Regions from separate parts of the Mus musculus genome. Here region 1 is linked to region 2. Evidence: chromatin loops called from intact Hi-C (ENCODE). Cell type or tissue: heart. All regions are shown on one strand.

What was found. A loop is a pair of places that touch in the nucleus more often than their neighbours do. Peaks named below come from ENCODE experiments on the same cell type or tissue, not always from the same donor. Only the 100,000 strongest peaks of a DNase experiment are listed, where the experiment ranks them.
Region 1: it touches region 2 in a loop (6-fold over the local background); 3 of 42 quality-filtered maps call a loop at or near these places.

Annotation. Positions count from the first base shown.
Region 1 is chr1:73,185,108-73,193,107 of GRCm38, forward strand. All of the region lies in intron 1 of Gm29185 (a long non-coding RNA gene), which reads left to right. Among named protein-coding and RNA genes, the nearest start is that of Gm31197, 48 kb to the left of the region's middle. In heart, no CTCF peak of the experiment used is centred here; a DNase peak (open chromatin) is centred at 3,864; H3K27ac peaks cover 1,105 bases.
Region 2 is chr1:72,876,450-72,884,449 of GRCm38, forward strand. No RefSeq gene overlaps it. Among named protein-coding and RNA genes, the nearest start is that of Igfbp5, 5.6 kb to the left of the region's middle. In heart, a CTCF peak has its summit at 3,014 (motif pointing left); a DNase peak (open chromatin) is centred at 1,572; H3K4me3 peaks cover 542 bases; H3K27ac peaks cover 2,841 bases.

The sequences.
Region 1 (8,000 bases), 310 kb after region 2:
CTTTGAACATAAGTAGACCACTGGTAACTATAATTGTATGGGATTAAAAGGGCATTAAGAAGGGTGATTGTTCTGCTACAGAAGACTGGACTGGGAGTGTGCCCTGGTCTGGTCTTTATTCAGGAGGACAAGTTGAACAATAACCATGTCAGACCAATCACCCAACCTTCCGGAGGTCAAAACATCAAGTCTTGCCCTAGGCAAACCAATACATGGACCCATTCTCCAATCTCTATCTCAGTTTCCCACTGGGTACCTTACTAGGAAGCTCTGGAGGCACTTGATGGCAGCCTAGACTGGAACAAAATGAGGAAGGGTCTCAGAGTTCAAGGTAGGATGTGCTGGTCCACCACAGGCAGGGACATATGTTAACCAGACTGCCACTTAAGAGGCTGTAAAATAATTCTCAGGAAGGATAGATGGAGGAAGGGGCCTAGGTTCTGAAAGTTTCCAATCTTTCATCTTTTCTTCCAAGTCTTAGGGTAAAAGTCCAAACAAACATACACTTTATAAAGATAGCCACAGCGCCAAATGGCCTTCAGTCTCTCCATATGAGCTCCCATGATCCTGTCTAGCATGTCCTCTTTCATCCCTCAGCATTACCCAGGCAGGACTGAAGTACAAGATGGCCCAGCCTTTCTTTAGTTTTTCCAGCATGGACCCACCATTTTTTTCCTAAAACGAGGAAAAAGAAAACAACAACAATAACCCAGATACACCATTATTGTAACTGTGTTCCTGTGGGGATGAAGGGCATAACAATAGTTGCATGGTATGGGTGCTGACAGCTAAGACAGTTCCATATTCTAATGAGAAGTGTGAGACGTTTGCACAGAGGGACATGGTACTCAGTCTTCAGGCAGGACATTCTGGATATTGCATGAGAACTATGGCTTTGGGAACTGCCTGGAGTTGGCAGTGGCATCAACTCTCCATTTACCCTTGGAGATTAGTTAGCAAGTGGTTTGGGTCCAGAATGTGACCTTGGCTTCAGGCAGGCATAGCAGAAAAGAGGCCAGTTCATCTCCACAAACTTTTGAAAAGCTTCTACTCTTGTCAGCTTGAGAAGGAAATCCTCCCTAGAGAAGGTGAGGCTCCAGGAGAGATGAGGGAAGAAATCCAGATGGCTAGCCTGGTGAGAATAAGTCTTTCAACTCAGGTCTATCAAAACATAAGATGAAGACTAAGGTGTCTGTGTGGGGAAGGGTTGGAGTCCTACAAAGAAAACCAAAAGCTGCAAATAATACTTCTTGGAGCATCTGTTCACATAGCCCTTGTTTGAAGATCGCTGCCACAAACAGCTTGCTCTGGTTTAGCCATGAGACCTCCTGTGTCTGTCTGTCCAGGGGTGAGCTAAGAGCACTGGAGATGAGCTGATACTATGAGGGTGAGCTGATTTTCCTCAAAACCCGAATCTGGTTGAGTTCAAGGGAACAAATCTTCTATTTCCAGTGTAAGGGTTCTTTCTTCCAACCCACACCTGGTTCAATAAATGCTCCCTAATTTACCTGCACAGCTGGACTAACAAAAGGGTGAAGTTCAGAATAGGAGGGTAGAATCTTCGAGATGACCATTCTACATCCTAAACATCCCTATTGCTGTCCCCAATGCCTGCTGCTGCTCTCTTAGACTCTTCTTGGGTATCATTGTTGTTGATACTTCTCAGGTAACTCTGCCCATCTTCTTTTCCTCTAGTTTATGGATAGGAAGAAAGAACTGGGACAAGGCAGGGAAGTAAGTTACAGGGACAAAAAGGGGGGGGGGAATACAAAGCAGTTGATTCTAGTTGAATGTTTAATGTATAGCAGATCACATCACCATAGCTGTTTTGTTTAATTTTCAAGATAGTTCTGTTGTCATCCTTTAATTTACAGCTGTATAACTTAGGAAAAGCATATAGCCAGAAGTAACAGCAAAGAAATTATAATTATACATGGGTAATGACTGACAAGATCTGGTCTTTTCTACTCAAAAAATGAGAAGGCAAAAGGAAAAGCCACTTGATGCCAGGTGAAAGGCAGAGAGCATGCTATGGGGGGAGAACGGGGCTTGGGTGATCCAGGCTCCTCCACCCATTGTTATTTTGTTCATTTTGTTGTTTTGAAAAAGACTTTACAATGATGATGATCAAACTTGTGGTCTCATGCATGGTGGGCAAGTGCTTTTGCCTCTAAACTACACCTATTTCTTATATTCACATTTATTGAACATACATGAGCCGGGTTGGTGCAGGTCACATAGTAAGTCCTGAGAGCCTGATGTGAGGACTTCAGCTCTACAGCTTGGGTCACACAAATGCCAGGGCAAGTGCTGTAATGAAAATAAGAATATTGACATCCCACACAGAACCTTGTGGGGGGAATGGATAGAAGTCATCTTAGGGAGGCCATTGGAAATAACATTTTTTAGGGGGAGTTGGACATTTCAGTCAAGACTTGATTCGTCAAAACTACCAGCATGTGCTGCTGCAAATCTTGGTAATGGAATGGCAATGTTGTCTGCTTCTATTGCTAAGATGATTGATTTGGACAGCAACTCAGCAAGGTTGGAGATGGGGTGGATGGAGACAATGGGAAGATTGTTTGTGAAGGGTGAAAAACCAACCATGAATTATATGAGGCTGATGCTCATGCATGCTTCCCAGTGGGGCTGACAGGTCCCATTACACACCCTACAGGAGAGCAGAAAAGGGTGACCTGCTGTCAATGGCAGGTCTAGGGAGTAGCAGCTAGCATGAGGGCCTGTATAAAACCTGTAGTTACCAGGGAAGTCAGGGCTCCCTTTTCTGACTCATTGGTTAAAGAATTTAAAAATGGTCTCAGAAGGAAGCCCGAGGACAAAGATTTTGTTAGAAATTGGAAGGAAAAGAACAGGGCAGGTGAGCTGTGCATCTCAGCAGCTGACTAGAGAAGAGGTGCAGAGAGGAAGAAGGGAGAATGCTGGAGCTTTCAAAGTCCAAGAAAGCAGACATGTTCGACAATGAAGATTGGCAAACAGCAAAGCTTCAGAGAGCTGGTAAGAAATCCCAGAATGTCCAGGAAAGCACGCCTATTAATTAAAATGAATAAAGAAATAAGAAAATGACCAGACAAAAACGGGCATGCTGCATGACTCTGAAGGCAGCTGTGTGGAGGGAGTTTCCTGGAAAGGATATGAACATTATCTCATTAAGGGGATAATCATTCCTCCCACCTCCATAGCATTTCTTCAGATGAATGTATGTCCTGTGGGGCAGACGCTTGGCCAGGTGATTGGCTGGCCCTACTCTATCAACTCTTAAGGCAATAGTTTGATATGGCCTAACCTTTCGAGCAGATCAGAATGTCATGTTTCCTCTTAAGTCCAGGATTATTCCATTATTTTGACAGGAGGGCTGAGTATTTACCATTTTAAATGTATTTACCTTTTTAAATGTTATCCAAGAAATGGGAGATGGCCTCCAAAGCCTATCATGGGGCAGGGGTGCATCCTTAGGCGGGGGTGCATCCTTGATGTCCAAGGCTAAACCATGCCTAGCTACTTAACAGTTTTGGAAGGGAAGCTCCTGTAGGTATATCTTGCCCTTTTATATTGTAAAAGGGAGGGTTTGTTCTAGATTAGTATGTGTGGAAGAATTGTCTAGACTAGACGCTATAGATTCTGGTGGCCTCTGAAGGAAGGCAATTCACAGAACTGCCCCTGTCCTCTCTGTTGGTAGCTGAGCCCCATTCCATCTAGGATCCCTTTGGACTCACCACTATGAGAAAAACATCACCATGCCAAGAGGAAGTCTTTCCTGTCTCCTCATGGTGTAACTGAGCCAGCAGATGTTAAAGGTCAGTAGCACAGATTGTCTTCAATGGCAAGGAAGCCATTGTGTGAGAAAGCAGAGGCATCCGGATGGGAGCTTTGTTCAAACTCTGGGACTAGGGAGAGGCTGGGAAAGGAAGAGGTGTCCATGGGAATCCAGGACAGAGGGTCAGGAAACTGAGAACACCCTGCACTGTGGAAGCGGTAGAAACTGGAGACAGAGTGGGACATTTCACTGCAGCTGCAGGCTGAAGAAATAGCAGACTTTGCTCATGACCTAGTCAGGTTTCTCTCCTTTCCTCCACCACCTTCCTCCTCTCTGCTCATCCTTTTTCTCTTCTAACTTCCTTTTCCCCTGTCCTTTGCTTGATCATCACGTCTCTCTTTCCTGAACCCCTCTCATTCTAGTCTTCTGTTCTGCTTCTTTCTCTCCATCTTTTTCTTCCTCTCATCTTCATCTCCCACTTCCAGTCGGGAATGTGAAGCCTGTGGCCCATGGGTTGCATGCACCTGCATGTAGCCAAAGATAGTATGAATGCACACCCTTACAAACATTTTTAAAATATATGAGATTAAATGTGTATATATACATCATATATATGTACATGTATACATATATATGATATATATATTAACTCAACTGCATGATTCATGAGCATGAACTTTGTAGAGGGCAACATTGTGTGTTATATATGTCTCTAAGTATCCCAGTATTATTTCATGGAACCCAGGAGTCTTAATTTTGATTTAAATTTGAGCTCCACCATGTCCTCAATTTTTGGTGTTGGGAGTCCCTGAGTTTCAGAGTTCTAAAGAAATTCCTTCCTACCTCAAGATATTAAGCTGGTTGGGAATATTCAAACAGATAACATCTGTATAATTCTACACACAATGCACAGATGCTATTGCCCTCCCTCAGGAGACTAAGTGGGAGAAACACTTTCTAAGGTAGATTGTGGAGTTTCCTGTACATTAGCCCCTCTTCTGTTCCCCAGATTTCTCCCCTCACCCACCTTTTCCAAATGCAGAAAATTATGCAGTCTAAGTCATGATTCCCAGTTATTAGAAGCTATCTGGCTGCTGCACAGTTGTTGAAGTTGTTGACATAATGAGAAGAAATGCAGGAATGGCTTGAACTCCCCACCTCTCTTTCTGCCTCCCTTTCGCTCTCTCTCCAGGCTGCAGGAGCCATTGCCTCACCTATCATAGGGACTCTCACTGACCAATCCTAATACTCTTGTTCACTGAAAGGCTTCTGCCGTAGTCCCTTGATCTTCTCTGATGTCCAGGGTCAAAATGTTGTCTTTGGTTTAGGGGGAAAGACTTTCTCCAGTTCTGTATGTTAGGCACAGATAGCATTAAGTTTTTCTATTTTTATATTAAAAATAAAATCTTGATTACCCTTTACAAAGTTTGGGTTGGCATATAACACATGGGAGCGTGTATCCCTCCCAGTTCACCTAAATGATTTCCTGTTATGGAACTGTGGCACCCATCACCACTGACCTCTCAGAAACTGGAAAGATGAGCCATTGGGTGTGACACACACAAGTTCCACTCTCTACTTTTCCTTTGTAGCCCGATTCACAGTGTATAATTATGTGTTTGTGTGTGTTTTTCTCTGCTCCATGGCTCTAAGGCTCTGTGGGGGTAAGAATCACACATATTTAGTTCACTCAGCTTTCATTATGCATTCAGCATTGTATGCTCTACAACAACATAGGGCAAGTCTAGCTGCATATTAAACCACTAAGGGAGTAAATAACAAGAAAACCACTCCTTCCTTCTCCCTCCTCCTCTCTATCACACACACAGACACACACACACCCCTCAACACTGACCAACACACATACTATTACCACCACCACCACCACCACCACCACCAAAACAAACAAAAGGTACCAACACTTATGTAGACATTTTGTAACAACTTGTCCAAGTGGTCCTTCCACATCATCAACCCTGAACACTCTGCACAGTGATGCTCCACTAAAGCCATTGTGCTGTGCCTGGGCTTCATGCACTTGTTGCCTACCTGTCTCCTTCCCATAGCCAAAGCTTCAGCTCCTGCTTGCTGGCTGGCCCATTCCCTCACGAGCCTGTTTTGCCCTGACTCATTCCTGGGCCCACCCTAACACATTCCTACTTCTCTTTAAATGACTATTTATGGCCTGTTACCTCCAGGACACGGCTCCTGATGAAAACAGTCCAGACCCAACGCCTCCTGTGTAATTTAGAATCCAGTCCTCCTCCTTAAAATTCTTTTACACCGGTTTCTGTAATCATGTGCTTCTGTTGGCAGCCCCGTAAGTGCAATTGATCTGGACTGTAAACTCCTTGAACATGGCTGTAGCCCAAGGGCTAAGATGGCAGGAACAGCTTCTGCACCACCAGCTTGAACCATGTAACCAGCAAGTGAGACAAGATTGAGTTCTGACCATTCATAATTGTGAGACATGGGCAGACAGAGGCTGGCCACCTGGGCATTAGGCTCTCTGCTACACTGAAGATACTCAGGAAGACTAAGTATGGTGGGATGGGTAGGTGTTGTAGTTCTTTCCTGGAACTCAATGAAGAACCAGCTAGTGGGAGGTCAGACCTGTGCAGTGTGGTAGAAGACCGCTGAGGCCAATTCAGCTTCATGGAAGGATGGGTGTTCTTATTGTTTAAGCAGTCCTGGTTGACCTGTGTGGATTTTTAGTACCAGTGATTTGTAGCACAGTTACTTATGCCCTGCCTCACCATGTTCCTACCCTACCTCACTATTAGTTATCTATCCTTTGTATTTACCTAATACTTCCATTATTTCCTCATTTTTATTTGTTCATTGAGAACTGGTATGTAGTGAGTATTCTACGTGCATCTAGGTAATATGTGGAAAGTGTGTACATCATATGTGGTATGTGATATGTTGAACACTGTATATGTATGGCTCATGATCTATGTATGGCCTGTGAAGCATGTGTGTATATGTGTGGTATGTGGTATGGTGTGAGTGTATGTGGTACATGGTATGGTGTGTGTGTGTGTGTGTGTGTGTGTGTGTGTGTGTGTGTGTGTGTGTAGGATGTTAATAATGAATAGGCACTGCAGAAAAAAAAACCTTTAGGGAAGATTTCAAAAGTGGGAGTTGAGCAATTAATCCAGACAGGCCTATCTTATTGAAGATGTGGGAATACCCCACAGGCCTGGAGCTAATTAGAGGGAACTTTCCAATCAGAATCCAGTTCTCTGGTTGAGTCTCTTTCTGTGATACACTGTTTCTTCTTGATAATTCATCCCTATGATCTCTATTTGGAAATATAACAAATCACACATCCATCCCCTTTCAGCCTGAGTTTGTGAAGTGTGATCCATCAGCCCAGGGGCATGAGCACTGACCCATGGGCAGCCATGGTAAGGTAGAGACCAGGGCGAGCATACTTTAGAGTCTGTGGCAACCTCTATATCACTCAGTCCATTGATTCCTTACCCAGCCAGGTCCCCCTTAAGCCTCTTCCACAGCTTCTGAATGTTCTACTTCCAGTGGAAACAAAATATACTTTGCCCGGGCAGCCCTGTCTGTTAACTCACCTCCTCGTGCCTGATGGCTCACAGCTCTGGGCAGTCCCTCCATAGACCACTTCATTTGTTGTACTTCCCTGGGAAGGATGAGAAGGTTGAGTCTCTTCAAGAGGAGGGCTAGAAGGGGTGCTATTTTCTCAAGAACAATTAATGCACCCTGGCTGTGTAACCTCACACAGGCCCTCTCCCTGGATGCCAGTCAAAGGGAGATCTCAATCCAGGACCTTGGCAGCAGGGTAACACTTGAAAGCAATTACAACTCTTATGAGAGTGAAGGATCTCTCCAGGATGCTGGCCGGTCTCAGATGGTCTAGGCTTTCCCTGCTTGGGTTCCACTGTATCATTTTCCTTTCCTGGGGCTCCATGATTTGTGGGCTTCATGTTTGCCCAACCACTCTACAGTTATTCCTTCTTTGTGTATACTTTTCCCACACACAATGAACATAGAGCTCTGAGTGCAAGTGATGGGAACTTTGCAAGTTTGAATCCTGTTGTCATCCGGGCTCATGTGAAAGTTTATCATTTAAAAATGATCGTGTGTGTGTGTGTGTGTGTGTGTGTGTGTGTGTGTGTGTGTGTGTGTGTCTTAGTCAGGACTTGTACTCCTGCACAAAACATCATGACCAAGAAGCAAGTTGGGGAGGAAA
Region 2 (8,000 bases):
CTTTTACACCCATTGCCAGGGCAGTTTTATTGTGTTGGTGGCTAGCAGAGGGAAGAAGAGCTGTGTGCACCAATGTACCCCCACACCCCCCAAAAAGGCAGGAGGGTTGGTTGGTTCCAAGAGCCTGTCTCTGCTGTTGGAGGGCTTGGGAAAGCAGGGAGCAACTTAACATTAGAAACTGGGTTGCATTATTTTAGAAGGGGAAGAGATCAAGTGTTATTTTCTTATTTAAGTTAACTTCAGGAGGGAAGAGTGTTAGAAAGGGGCATGGTGTGGGGATGGGCTCAGCTCACCCTGGTGTAGCATTTGAAACGAGAAATCTAGGGTGGTTCTTCTGTCCGGTTTCTCAAGAGTTGCCCAGTACTCTCAAAATATAGCCTCTAGAAGTAAATTTTGTTCTAGCTGACTTCTTGTGGCTAAGTACAGTGTGTAAGGACCAGTAAGAGAAGGAGAGGGCTCATAGAGAAGAGAGGTGGGCAGGGAGAAGAGAAGTGAGAGAGTGGGAAATTGGTCCTCGAAGGGTGATGGTGGGGTCATGGGGAGAGATCAGTGAATGACTTTCTATATTAAACAACCATGATGAGCTCCACTTCCAAAAGAGCAGAAGGAACCGAGAGACGGGCACTGCTCTTCAGGGTCACAGGGTAGGCTCTTGAGAGCACACACGAAACCTCCTTTGAACCCTGGGATCGTCTGTAGCGATTTTTATCAGTGACTGGAGAGGTGAATTTTATGCTCAACAGTCTATATGTGATGTTCAGTGACAAGCGTGCTGGGTGTTGGGGCATAAGGGCTTCCCATGAGTCCATTCTCTCTGCCCTCTATTCGAAAAGCCCTGGACTCTTCAGAAGATGGGAGGGGGGGGGACTTAATATCAACAGAGTTTCACTGAGATGACTAACTTATTCTGGACACACTGAAATCTGGTCGCACTCTCAGAGACCTCCTTAATGGCTGGCTTAGCTTTGCTGCCAGGAACGTACCTGTGTGTGGATAGCTGAGCTCTGATAAGCCTTTGGACACAATCTTCTTAGTGATGTTTGAAGTTAAATGTCATCTACCATGCTCTGTCTCCCCTGAGATCACTCTTTTATTTGCTTTGACAAGAATTAAGTGATGACCAGGACCAAGCTTCAAGAACTACAAGAGAATGAAAGATTTGTGCTGTTTGTCTGAACAACATTCAAAGGGCTTTCGTTCAGGAAGCTTACCAGACCTCCATAAGCCAGCTGTTTCTCCAAGATTTTGGAATGATTTCTAGGGCAAGGATGGTTCCTGATAACAGGGTTGGGGAAAGCAAGTTAACTATTGTCTAAGAGAGGTTTATTCATCATTGGTTCCACTTTCAAGATCTGGTCATTGACTTTTTCCCCACCAGATACATGCATACAGAGAGACCAAGACCCATCAGGAAGACTAATGCCACTGTCTTATCTGGATCCTACACTCTGGTACTTTTAAAAACAGGCACCCAGTCTTCAAGTCCTTCTACAGTAAAAGAAGTTGAGCAGGATAGAGCCAGGCAGGGTAGGGAGCAGCTCAGGACTGCTGTGGTGTAGTGTCATCACTGAAGGCTAGGTGGCAGAACAGATACATCACTGAAATCATGCCTCTACCTCCTTTCATGCAGGAAGAGGAAGAAGAAGCAGAGGAGAGGCAAATGAACGAACGAACGAAGAGCTTTAACAATGGGGTTAGGTGCATGGGAGAGACATAGCCTTGCAGAGGGGCATCCTTGTGTGCCTGCACCCTTTGGGCTCACTTTCATGCTGTCAAGCCTGCCCACTCTTTCTGGTGTTAGCAACACACATGCCTGAGTTACTAAATGTCCTTCTAGCAGCCCCTCAAGATTTACCCTGAAGACAGGTTCCTCCAGCTTGGAATATGGTGACGTTTCGTTCATCAGTACAAGCCCTAAAACTTCTCGGTGGTGGTCTTCATTAAAAAGCACACTATCGTCTCCCTTTACTACGAGTTCTAAGATGTTAATTCATCTATTTCACGCAGTCCAAACACATAGCTGTCTGCTCAGAACCTCTTGCCATCGTGGCTCGGGACTTTCTCAAGAATAACACGGTGTTGCAGGGGCTCACGGGCTCCACCCTCTCCGGTAGTCTTCTGGCAGAGGCAGGCTCTCTCCTCAGATAGCTCTGGGTTCCTTTGCACAGTGGATTCGTAGGTTTTATATGACATTTCTTATAGAAAGGAGGATGACTTCTAGCGTCAAACCACGTGCTGCTTTAAAGTTCAAGTTTTATAAGTGAGGCTCGCTGCAGCGGGCAACTTAACCGGAGTTGAAATTGACCCCCGAGGCGGACTGTTTTATAAAAGAGCAGAAGCCAGCCGTGACTCAGAGTGATTTGTGTCCCTATGTGAGCAGTATATGCATCCATGGTTTTACGGATTAATGCTTAGGAGTTGCTGGAGCCAATCCAGGCAGAGAGGGGGCTAAGCAGAACTCCACAGAGACAGTTTGGGCCTGCAGCCCCCCTGTCTCTCAGACCACGGGACCTGGCTTGTTTCTACAACGGGCAGCTCAGAAGCCCCGTTCACTTTGGAAAATGAGATTAACAAGGAAAAGTGATCCGTTGTGACTTCGAAGACAGGATGGGGAGGTCCGGCTCTGGAGGAGAGAGAGAAGTGGGTAGGGAAATGGAGTAAGAGGAGAGAGACAGAGGGTTAACTGCTTGAAACGGGTTTAATGAGCGTGAACTATGGAAAGGCCAAATAAAAACCACAGAGCCTTGTGGAGGACAGGTTTCATCATAGTTCAGCGGGGAGAGGGAGTGTGGGCGAATTTATGTGAAGCAGGAGAAGACCTTCCTCAGGCTGCCTTCCTTTTAGTTATTAGAAAATGGTTACAAGATAACAGATTTTGGAGTCTTAAACATAAAATCTGGGGCTTGGGGAGATGTCTCAGCAGTTAGCAGCACGAGCTGCTCTTACAGGGGTCTAGGTTGGATTTCTAGCACTCATGTCTGACAACTCCAGCTCCAGGGGGTCAAGCGCCCTCTTCTGGCCTCTTCAGACATCACAAACATATGCACCCCCATCCACTGTAATGAAAATAGAAATAAGTCTTTAAATAAAATCAATTCTGACTCTTATTGTTAGCCTTAAAATCGTATACACTCTAAATATGCACAAATATGCAACGTCTTAATCCCCAACCAAAATTCACTTAACAACTTTTAAAGGAAACTCAAGTCAACAACTCAGCCATTAAAAAAAAAAAATCAAACATTCTAGCACAATACAATCTGAAGATTGTGTTATTTCCTCATTTGATGCTGAGGAAAGACTGTAGGAAAATATTGTTTTGGGTTTTTTTCATAATGAAATCATTTCAGTTCTGTAAGAGAAGACTGCATGGGTACAGTAAAGTCAGTGCGCTTAACTCGGAGTGCACCATAGTCTTACAGTCAAAGCACTGTCAAATCCATCAAAAATGCAAATAAAGTCAACCAACGCTCCCATCCCTACAAAACAAGTGACAATACTAATTAATATGTTGGTTGGTATTAGGCTGAGGTCTTGCTGGAAAATATGTATCAATATTTGTGATTGCAATTTAACTGTTACAGTGTAAAGTTTTTGAGTACACATGTTGATGTACTGATCCATTATTTAATCCTTCGGTTACTCCCTAACCAGTACTGGAGTCCTGCCTTACACAGTGGTTAGGTTTTTGTTGTTGTTGTTGTTTTGTTTTTCGAGACAGGGTTTCTTTGTGTAGCCCTGGCTGTCCTGGAACTCACTCTGTAGACCAGGCTCAGAAATCCGCCTGTCTCTGCCTCCCGAGTGCTGGGATTAAAGGCGTGCACCACCACGTCCGGCATTGTTTTGTTTTTCCAGACAGGGTTTCTCTGTATAGCCCTGGCTGTCCCGAAACTCTCTCCATAGACCAGGGTGCCCTTGAATTCAGAGATCTACCTGCCTCCGGCTCCTAAGTGCTGCAATCAAAGGTGTACACTCCCACGACCTGGTTTCACCGTGATTAGTTTTAAAGCCAGTTTGCAAAGTGAAATTTGGGTATAGTCAAAATTCCTACAGGGAAATTCCTTCAGTCATGAGAGAAATAGAACCAGCATTTTTACAACCTGACTCCCGCCGCGGTCACGTGGGCTCTTTCCCTGCTATCTCAGTGGGGAGTGGACCTGGCTTTGATGTTTTGTTAGGGGAAAATGTTCTTCTATAGTGAGATTAGAAGGTGATCGTCCAAAGTGATCTAAGGTGCGTTCAGTCTTCAAAACCACTTAAAAAAATGAAACAGAAATGCACATCCTTGTGTAACTTCCAAAGAATGCATCCAGGAACTCTTTCTTCAACGTGAGTCGTGTCCCTGCACACATGGTGTCGTGGAACTGAATGTGAGGCCTGTGGGAAACGTGGCGATAGTAAAAGGTTTTCAAAAGTGCAACGATTAAAAAGTAACTCACAGTCAAACGTGTAACAAATCCAACGTGCGTCTGGTGGTACTCATCACGCATTGCATCACGGGACTTTACCACAGCTCTTCTGAATCTACAGCACGCCAACTTCATACTGAACATACCGTATTGGCACACACACCAGTGCACACTGCATGAAACACATCGGCTCAGATCTGAGACTTTTGTGCATTACGCATTAAGTTGACTTTACTGTACACACAGTTTTCTTCTCTTACAGAAGCATAATGGTTTAATTGTGGAGAACAAAGACTTTTAATATTTTCCTATCATGTTTCCTCCTCATCAAATGAAGTGTATATCTGGGTTGTGTTGTGTTAGAATGTTTTATTTTAAAGATGACTGAGTTTTTTGGCTTGCATTGCCTTTAAAAAACTGTTAAGTGACTTTGGGTTGGGATTAGGACAGAATTTCCAACAGTTTCTGAAATGGCTGTAAACATACTTTTTATCATGAATTTCTATGGCGTGGTGTTCTCAGCATTTACAATTGTAAAGTAAAAATATTGATCAATTCTAAAAAATATTGCAGTTGCTCAGTGTCCTTCAGTGTCAAGTGGTAAGATTTAATTCATTATGTAAAAAAAGCAAACATCTCTCTCATTTCTATGTAGAGTTTCTTTTGTCTTTTTAAAAAAATATTTTATTTTATGTACATTGGTGACTTGGCTGCATGCATGTCTGTGAGAGGGTGTCAGATGCCCTGGGACAGGAGTTATATACAGACAGTTGTGAGCTGCCGTGTGGGTGCTGAGAATTGAACCTGGGACCTCTGGAAGAGCAGCCAGTACTCTTAACCACTGAGCCATCTCTCCAGCTCCTTCTTTTGTCTTTTACTATATTTTATTGTGTGTGTTTTATTCACAGAATACATGTGGGAGTCAGAAGACCACTTGTGGGAATTGGTCGTCTTTGCTATGTGGGTACAAGGGATGGAATTAGGCCACCAGTCTTGGCAGCAAACACCTTGACCTGCTGAGCAATTCCATCAGACCGCTTTGTCTTTCATAAATAATAAATAATAAATCATATAGATATCAAATAATTGTTTTAAAATAATTTTCTCATGGTTTGTTATCAGATTTTTTATTTGTAGACTTATTTTATATACCTATATACTCAGGTGAAAAGAGGCCACAAGTACAAAAAGTTTAAAAAACTCTTCTGTGCATTGAGATGGGAAGTGGACACAAGCCCATATTCTTAACCCAGAAGTTATCTCCAGTTGATAATCACTCATAAGGAAAAATTAGTTTTCTCTAGTGGGATTGCATTGAGTATACACACCTTGCTTAAGGACAGGCCCCATGCTCAGCAGTAGATGGCCAACAGAAAATAAACTCAGTGGTAATTTTGGAGTTTATTGTCTCATACAGCTTTGTCTAGGCTATTTTTCTTTAACCTTACAGGTCTTTTGCATATATATAATTGTTTCCAAATTTGTATTTTCTGTGGGATTTCTGTGTGTGCAAATATGTATGTATCTGCATCTATATGTGTTTCTTGTGCCTTTTCTTTGGTTGTTTCCCCCCCCCCCCATTAAAAAAGTTTGTCTTATTCTCGTTTGTTTTTATTGCTTATTATGATGATGATGATGATGATGATGATGATGATGATGACTGTTTTCAATTGAGAGAAAGAAAAGTATGGATTTGGGTGGGCAGAGAGGTGGGGAGGATCTGGGAGAAGTTGGGTGGGGGGGGTGGGAAAGAAACTGCTATAGGTCATGTTAGTTTGAGAAACAATGGTCTACTTGCTTGGTGACTAATCTGATTATTCAAGATGAGCAGCATGTACATATCCAGTGATTTCTTTTTTGTTTCACAGCCATCAATATCTCTGTCTTTAACAACACAGTGAAGGAAAGACCCAAAGTTAGGCTCACAGTTTCTCAGATCCCTGACTTCCCAGAGCTTTGGGAAGCCTATCTACAGATCTTTGGCTCCAAGTCCTGGCCTACTGATGGGACTGTGAACATATTCAACTTAATTAGGCAGAGAATAGCCTTTGAGCCATCTTGGACCTGTTTCTCTGGGAGCTCCTTTTAGGCTATTCACTGCCAAGATGAGACGCGGACTCTTCATCTAATTGTGAGAGACATTGTGGATAAAACCATAAACTGAACACAGGTGTCTAACATGATTAGCCTGAGTTGTATGTCTCTGCTATCTATCTATCTATCTATCTATCTATCTATCTATCTATCTATCTATCCATCCATCTATTATCTGTCTATTTGTGTGTGTATCACATACAGATGAGACATCATGGGGCCCAAAAAGTGGTCTACCAGTTTGTTGGTGAATATGTATTCTCCACAATATAAACATAATTCACTAGAAACTTATACTCCTGTAGACTTGGAACAGTTAAATAAAACAATTGACCACCAAACATACATCATCCAACTAACTATAGAGTCCATCCGTCCATCCATCCATCCAAGGATAGAAAGGCTGAGAGGAGACGGGAAGGAGGGCTTTTCCCTGAGTCTTAAACTTTGAATATCACTGTCCTCTATTTTTGGTTAAAACATCTCAACTTTAAGAAAGTTGAAACTGGTGACAAAAATACATTATTGATTATGAATTTAAAATACATAATTTCTGTTGTTAGAGTGAACTCTACTTACTTATATTAAAAATATAAGGGCCAGGGAGATGGCTAACTTGGTAAAGCACTTGTTTTGTAAGTATAGGGATCTAAAAAGTTGGGTCTTGTGGCACATGTCTGTAATCCCAGTGATGGCAAAATGGAGAGTGTGTGCAGGCAGATCCCTGGAAGTTCATTCATGATTATTTAGTCTAGTCTACTTGGTGAAGTTCCAAACTAATGAGAGACCCTAGCTTAAAAGATGGAAGACCCTGAAGAATAATATATAAAATTATTTTCCAACTTCCATATGCATATGCACACATGTGTATAACTGTAGACACAAGTGCATCCTCTCATATAGGAATATTATGAACACACACACTCTTCAACTTCAAGACATGCTTGGGTTCACCAGAGTGAATTCAAGTTCAGCCTGGGCAATTTAATGAGATCTCATCTCATCCGATGGTGGAATGATTTCCCATTGTATTGGAAATACCACATTTTGTTTAGTCACTAAGCAGCTGGAGGAAATGGAGATTATTTTTCTTTTTTCTTTTTGGCTTTCAATTACTGTGCTGCTATGGGGTAGAAGAAATGGCTCAGCAGTTCAGAGCACTTTCTTTTCTTGCAGAAGACCTGGGTTCAATTCAGCACTCACATGGTGACTTACAATCATCTCCAGTTCCAGGAGACTGGTGCTCTCCTCTGACGTCCACTGGTAACAGGACTGCACATGGTACATATACATACACGCTGGAAAAACACTCATACACAGAAAGATAAACAAACAAATGAAAAAAAAAACCCAGGAGAAACTCATGCTGCTACAAACATTTATATACAAAGTCCTGTGTGGATGTGCATTTTTATTTCTCTTGAGTAACATTCCTATTGCTGGTTCATATGGTAACTAATTCTATGTTTAACTTTCTGAGTACTGACTGGTTTGTTG